Regions from separate parts of the Homo sapiens genome. Here regions 2 and 3 are each linked to region 1. Evidence: read pairs that join two places in POLR2A ChIA-PET (ENCODE). Cell type or tissue: PC-9. All regions are shown on one strand. Region 1 has its middle 99 kb from the start of MIR11400. Region 2 has its middle 13 kb from the start of PRSS2. Region 3 has its middle 46 kb from the start of PRSS58.

Evidence for each region. Peaks named below come from ENCODE experiments on the same cell type or tissue, not always from the same donor. Only the 100,000 strongest peaks of a DNase experiment are listed, where the experiment ranks them.
Region 2: POLR2A ChIA-PET joins it to region 1 with 22 read pairs; 8 of 35 experiments call an interaction of 5 or more read pairs at or near these places.
Region 3: POLR2A ChIA-PET joins it to region 1 with 31 read pairs; 3 of 35 experiments call an interaction of 5 or more read pairs at or near these places.

Annotation. Positions count from the first base shown.
Region 1 is chr7:142,374,249-142,376,748 of GRCh38, reverse strand. It overlaps TRB. Among named protein-coding and RNA genes, the nearest start is that of MIR11400, 99 kb to the left of the region's middle. In PC-9, CTCF peaks have their summits at 463 and 668 (motif pointing left); a DNase peak (open chromatin) is centred at 948; H3K4me3 peaks cover 497 bases; H3K27ac peaks cover 2,500 bases.
Region 2 is chr7:142,782,373-142,784,872 of GRCh38, reverse strand. It overlaps TRB. Among named protein-coding and RNA genes, the nearest start is that of PRSS2, 13 kb to the right of the region's middle. In PC-9, a CTCF peak has its summit at 1,387 (motif pointing right); a DNase peak (open chromatin) is centred at 1,352; H3K4me3 peaks cover 568 bases.
Region 3 is chr7:142,302,473-142,304,972 of GRCh38, reverse strand. It overlaps TRB. Among named protein-coding and RNA genes, the nearest start is that of PRSS58, 46 kb to the right of the region's middle. In PC-9, CTCF peaks have their summits at 1,028 and 1,233 (motif pointing left); a DNase peak (open chromatin) is centred at 1,202.

The DNA of each region.
Region 1 (2,500 bases):
ACAGCTGCTTCCCCCATATGTATAAACAGGTAAAATCATATTTACCCTACCTGATATCAGTGGGCATTAAAGCAGATCACATGTAGAAGCAGCAGGGAGTGCCTGGGAAAGGCCTGTCAGCTCTGCAGGGCCTGAACCCCTCTGTCTGGCAGCACCCACCTCATGGTCATTTCCTGAGTGGGGCAGGAATGTTTCAGGCATTTCCTTGGGAAACCGGCCTTTCCCAGTAACTCTCCCTGCAGGCCACCCCTGCCTGCTCTACCCATTGTCAGACCCCAGGCTCTGCTGCTTCCTGCACCATTCCTGTCCTACACAACCCTGAAATTAAAAGTGGGGCAGGTGGAACACAGTCTCCACATGCCCATATCCCACCTTATTTTTCTCTGACAACCCCTGTCACTTTCTTGGCACTGACTCCCAGCCCTTGCTGCCCCAGCCTCTTCACCCTCCACTGCCCATGCAGAGGCAAAGACATTCTCTCCTTGATGCAAACTGAGGTCCCTGGTGTGCCTACCTTGCCCTGGGCAGTCCCAGGACCTACTCTGAATTCCAACCGCCTCCTGATGCCAGCACGCAGCCAAGCATTCCCTTCAGCCGTCCTCTCCTGGGTCACCCTCCACCCCTCCCCAGGGTTCCCCACAGCTTTGTGGAGCCACAGCACCTCCAAGTGGCCAAAGTTCCAGTCTCATGGATTCACACCTTCTGACCTGATGAGCTCAGCATTGTCTAAGTCAGGAGCAGAGATGCCCCTACACCAACCCCTGCAACCCACACCCTCTCACACACACACTCTCTATTGCTTTCCCAGAAGGGTTGACTTAGGGTGGAACTTCAAATTCACCCTTGGCCAGTGAAAACAAAAGGGCACATCTTGATTGCACAATAAACTGCTGCTACATCATTGCAATGAGTATCCTAAGATGGAAGAGAGGAGCCAGAATTATACAGGCCACAGGGTGAAACAGTGTGAGGATATCAAGCAGATCCAGACTGGAAACACGACATTCCAGAGCTCCCTTTGAATAATCAGAGCCACACCTTTTCACACTTTGTATTTAGACTTTTTTTTTTTTTTTTTTTTTTTTTTGAGACGCTGTTTTGCTCTGTCACCCAGGCTGGAGTGCAGTGGCGCAATCTCAGCTCACTGCAACCTCCACCTCCTGGGTTCAAGCCATTCTCCTGCCTCAGCCTCCTGAGCAGCTGGGACTACAGGTGCCTGTCACCATGCCCAGCTAATTTTTGTATTTTTAGTAGAGACGGAGTTTCACCATGTTGGCCAGGATGGTCTCGATCTCTCGATCTCGTGATCCACCCGCCTCGGCCTCCCAAAGTGCTGGGATTACAGGTGTAAACCACCGCGTCTGGCCTATATTTAGATTTATTATTCCCAGATTTTAGATAGCACATTCTATAAAGAGGATTTTTCAATTTTACAAATTTATTTCTGAATTTTAAAAAATCTTGAAATAAACGACCCTATGAGCTGTATATAACTTAGGCAGATTCAATTGGGTCTGATATTTCCTTTCTTTACCCAGAAGTACCTAGGAGCTCTGCCAATGACCCAACACCTCTTAGTAATGCCACCCTGAGAAACTATTTCCATGCGGCTGAGTCTCCACAGAAAACACACACAAACACACACACAAACACACACACACACACACACACACACACACACACACACAATATCTTGGGTTTTTTTTTTTTTATTTTACTTTAAGTTCTGGGATACATGTGCAGAACGTGCAGGTTTGTTACATAAGTATACATGTGCCTCGGTGGTTTGCTGTACCCATCAACCTGTCATCTAGGCTTTAAGCCCCGCGTGCATTAGGGATTTGTCCTAATGCTCTCCCTCCCCTTCCCCCAACCCCCCGACAGGCCCCGGTGTGTGATGTTCCCCTCCCTATGTCCATGTGTTCTCATTGTTCAACTCCCACTTATGAATGAGAACATGTGGTGTTTGGTTTTCTGTTCCTGCACACACAATATCTTTTACTCAGAAAGGATGATAAGATTCCATTACTGAGCTTAACTAATTTTTATTTCAGTTTTTTAGGTTGATTTCTGAGAAGCATCTTTGATGATGTTCCAGTCTCATCAAATCTCTAAAAATGTGGCTGTGGAAAGTGTGGTTATGCTGAATAATTTGTTTTTTCAGGATCATGAGACTGGATGAATATTACTACAACACAATTTTATTTGCTCCAAAAGAGTATTTGCAAATTCCAGCCTTAGAGTTAGGATACTTTATAGCATTGGTTATCAATTCTGACTATGAAGACACAATTGCTTAGAATATTGCAGAAATTATATGAAAAACTGACACTGTCTCTAAGAATCTTCATTACATTTTAAGAAAGAGGAGTCCCATTGAAGGGAAGATGGTGATTAATGATATTCCAGGATTCTATATAAGTATGCATTAACTTTTTCATTTTACAAACTTCAGATACTATTAATTATAAACTTGGCTTTTCTTATGAAAATAAAGAAA
Region 2 (2,500 bases), 410 kb before region 1:
AAAAAAAAAAAAAAAAAAAAAAAAAGAAAAGAAAGAATGGGTGGAGTAGACAGAAACAGAGCGGAAGTAAAAGTTACATTTCCCAGTGTCAACGTTACTGGGTTGTTTCCATTTTAGAGTCATATAGCTCTATTGTCTATTGAAAGTCAAACTTAAGTTAATTTTAAAAATCAAGAAAATTTGGCTTTAAATAAAATATGCTACTTTAAAAACCTACTTGTTTAATTTACAAAGTCATTTTTTTTGCCAAAGAAGTTTATGTGTGAAGTTATGTATGAAGTTATGTAGAATTTATGTAAGAAGTTGTTTCCTTGTCCTGAATTTGCTCAGTGAGGACTTAATCACTTGGACAACTGTGAAAAATGTAGATTTCTGAGTAGTCTTCATGACCTATTGAGTTAAAATCTCCAAGACTGAGTTTACTTATTTATTTATTTAAATAAACAAACAGAAAATTACCCTGGGCGTTTCTGTTACAATGCCAGGCTTGGGACCCACAGCTTGTCCCCAACTAGAACAGGGCAGAGGTAAGCCATGGTGAACATCAGAGGGTAGTCTAGGACTGCCATAAGTTTGGTGCCAGGGCATGGCCCTTAGAACTTAGGGAAGAAAGAAAAAGAGGATTTGGTATATTCACGGCATTAATAGTGATGGACCTCGCAACATGCTACCAAATGCCTGCATAAAAAGTTGATTGCAGCCAGGTGCAGTGGCTCACGCCTGTAATCTCAGCACTTTGGGAGGCCGAGGAGGGCGAATCATGAGGTCAGGAGTTCGAGACCATCCTGGCTAACACGGTGAAACCCTGTCTCTACTAAAAATACAAAAAAATTAGCCGGGCATGGTGGTGTGCGCCTGTAGTCCCAGCTACTCGGGAGGCTGAGGGAGGAGAATCGCTTGAACCCATGAGGTGGAGGTTGCAGTGAGCCGAGATTGAGTCACTGCACTCCAGCCTGGGCGACAGAGTGAGACTCTGTCAAAAAAAAAAAAAAAAAAAAGTTGATTGCTTTCATCCATTGGATTGTGTCAAAGCCTCTTGCCAGTACCTTTCCTAATTGAAATATTCAGTTTATTTTGATCTATTTCTGCATGTTTTCCTGCCTTACTCACCTCGTTTACTTATCAATAATTCATCCTCTAAGTTAGTGTCTTTTAATCACCTAGTGGGGGCCCTCATCCCTACTGGCCTTATAAATAATAATGCCACTCTGTCTTGGCATCATGGTTTTTTAGAATTCCGATGGAGTTTGTCCCAGTTTTGCCTCTCTGGACGGTATGCCCAAGCTCATATGCAGCGTTTTTTCCATAAAAGCTAGGAAGACCAGTTAGGCAGGTATCAGGTTGGGGTCATGCATCCATGTGGGCAGCAGGGGGCAGCCTTTCCTTATTTTTTTAGACCTAAGTAACTGCAATCTGAGCTCGGCCACTTGAGGGGGCGAGAAGAATGCGCAGCTCGTGGTGGGGCGAGGACGCGGAAGGGAGCAGGGTTACTCCTGCGCCTCTGTGTCGGGGGCGGGTGGGAGACCGGGAGACACGCAAAGAGCATTTCACGTGTGCAATTCTTGAAAGCTTTCCAGCATGTTCATTTCAACCTAAATTCCTTGTTCTCAGTTGAGGAACTGAAACCCCAAGAGGCTAAAATGAGTTGCCCAATGACAGAGAAGCACCGCGCCCCCAAGACTCCTTAAATTCAGGAGATGCCGCCACATCCTGCCCTTCCGTGAAACCGACCTCCTGTGGCCAGACTGCCGGGCTCCCAGCAGCCCCGTAGCGTGGCTAAACCTCTTAAACTCTGTCTCTTTATCTGTAAGCTAGGAGCAATAATAATACCTACCTCATGGGGTTGTGAGAATTGCATGCGATAGTGCGTGTCGGGGTTAATCATGGTGCCAGAAGAGTCAGTAAAAATGTTAGTGACTGAAGCCGGGCGCGGTGGCTCACGTCTGTAATCCCAGCACTTTGGGAGGCGGACGCGGGTGGATCACCTGAGGTCAGGAGTTCGAGACCAGCCTGGCTAACATGGTGAAACCCTGTCTCTACTAAAAATACAAAAAATTAGCCGGGCGTGGTGGCGCTTGCCTGTAATCCCAGCTACTTGGGAGGCTGAGGCAGGAGAATAGCTTGAACCCGGGAGGCGGAGGTTGCAGTGAGCCGAGATCGCACCATTGCACTCCAGCCTGGCGACAGAGAGAGACTCTGTCTCAAAAACAAAACAAAAACAAAAACAAACAAAAAATAGTGACTTGTTTTCAGAGAGATATCGTAACTGCCCAATAGGTTCACCTTGCCTGCTGTATAGACAGAACCGATTTATCAAGACAGGGGAATTGACATAGAGAAAGAGTAATTCACCCAGAGCAGACTGTGTGGGAGACTGGAGTTTTACTATTACTCAAATCAAATCTTGCCGTCTCCCCGGGAATTCGAGGATCCGAGTTTTAGAGGATAATTTGGTGGGCGGAGGGGAAAGCAGTGAGTCGGGAGTGCTGATCCGTTGGGT
Region 3 (2,500 bases), 72 kb after region 1:
TTTCCCATAGTCTGGTTTTAGGACTTTAGCTGATTTGAAAATGGCCCATACTACAGAAAGTTAAGAAATTTAGATTCTAGCATATAGAAATGAGATTCCTATCTTCAATACCTTCTTTTGTTCCATTCCAAAATAAACTGCAAAATTAACCTCCACAGGACAGCTAACGGTTTTCCTGTTAAACTGTTTGGCTAGACTTTCACTTCCGGGCAGCATGCTAGAATATGCATAGTAGAGTATAGAGATATTCTGAAGCTCCCTCCTACTGAATAACTAGAGCCTATAGAAAATGTATCTTTGCTGTATTTTTGGATTTCCAAGAAGTAAGGGAAATTCCAAATGCTTTTTGAAAAGGCGAAACAGGAGGCTGTAGTCAAAACAAAATGAAGAGCCTGTTTCAGATGTGCATCCTGGAGGTCTGTCCACGCCACCTTCTTTCCCATCTCCAGGTGTTTGGCATCATCTTTTGATATCTGGACAAGTCTAGCTTCCATGGGTCTTGGTAGACAGGGATAGATATTGAAGCTGGAAGCTGGAAGGGAGTCTGGTGAGGCTGTTTTGATAGAACCATTAGCTCAGACCCAGGAGACAGGTTTCCTATCCTTCGAAGAAGCCCTCACTCCAAGAACTTAGAGGAACATTCAGAAGAGGAAAAAGAAAAAAAAAAACCCTTTCTAGCTTAGGTTTTTCATCATTTAGAGTCAGGAGAATGGTGCTCCAGGTATTCTTTGGTCTGATAGGTAGATTTCCCTTGGTAATTACTCTCTTTGCAAGATCCCTCAAGGAAGCCCTGATTTGTCAGGCTCACTGCCCAGGTTCCAGGAAGTCATTTCATGGCAGGATTGAACTGGAGAAGAGGCCCAGCATCCAGAGCCTCTCTTATTCCTCTCAGGAAGAGTTCCTCCACTGGCATCTGCTTGTGAGCTCTGCTCTTTCCCAGCTCAAATTCTCTCCCTTTCTCATCCCATGCAGGTTCACATGCAACAAATCTGGCAGTCTAGGCTCTTTGCTAGATCAAAAGCACCTGCACAGCAAGGCAAATGAATAGTCTATATTTATCCTCTCACATTTCAGCATTAACACAGCTTCTGCAGACCACATTTTCCCCTGTTGTAAATAAACCCAATATTTCTTTTAACTGTCTCCCATCCTGAGAATGCTCTGCCCTTCCTCTGAGTTCCCTTAATCTCAGTAGAGTCACAGCTCCTCCTTGTGGTAAAAGGTCAAACGTGTCAAGACTCTGTCCCATGGTGGACCAAAGGCAGAAGGGTAATAGAACTCTTAGAAATAGAGATAATCTGGCCGGGAATGGAGGCTCATGCCTGTAATCCCAACACTTTGGGAGGCCGAGGCGGGCGAATCATGAGGTCAAGAGGCCAAGACTATCCTGGCCAACATGGTGAAACCCCATCTCTACTAAAAATACAAAAATTAGCTGGGTGTGGTGGTGCACGCCTGTAATCCCAGCTACTCCGGAGGCTGAGGCAGGAGAATCGCTTGAACCCCGGAGGCAGAGGTTACAGTGAGCTGAGATCGCCCCACTGCACTCCAGCCTGGGTGACAGAGTGAGAATCTGTCTCAAAAAGAAAAAAAAAAAGGGAAGGCAGAGAGGTTCACTCCTTCCTTTCTTCAAGATACTTCTACCTAAAATAAAAACATAAAACATTGCACCTCACCTTTAATAAATATAGAAACTGGCTTTCAGAGTTAATAGACTGATTTTTTGCAGAACAACACTCCCACCAAAAACAACTAGAAAAACTTAACAAAATATAAAAATAAACGTTTGAAGGCACTTGGAGCTACTGAGGCAGTAAGAACTTAAGGGATTGGGATCTCAACGAGAAAGGAGAGATCTAACAGACCACTTTCGCCTTAAGTCATTTGCCAGTTTTATATCGTTGGCTAAGTAGCTGAGAAGAAAAGGGAAGACTGAGAGTGTAGCAGGCTTTGAGGAGCATCCACCACCTTTCTGGTCTGGAGAACATTTACGTTCAGTGACTACTGAATAGGAGAGGAGCCTGGCAAAGACCCCAGTCCTTGGTGCTGGGGGTAGAAGCAGGGATTGACTGAAAATGAGCATGAAGGAACTTTCCGGGTGGGGAAAGATGAAATGTTTTAGAGCTGGATCATGGTGATTGTTGCACAACTCCACAAATTTATCAAAATTCATTGAATTGCATGCTTGCAATGGGCAAATATTATGTTATGTAATTTACAATTTGATTTAGCTGTTAAACTTCAGACATCTAGTTGGAACTTACATGGCTAAGAGCAAAGGCGAGCAGCCATCATGCAGGCTGAAGCTCAGGTCTGATCCAGCTCATTCATCAGCTCAATTAAGGTGATCCGCCCCTGCTACAATCCCAGCAGAAGCAAAAGTGAATCATTTGAGGAAGATGAAATCATTCAGAGCCTCAAATTATCTCTATAGTTTTTATATACAATATCCGGCATTCAAGTAAATTACTAGTTGTATGAGAAAACAAAATCACGTGCC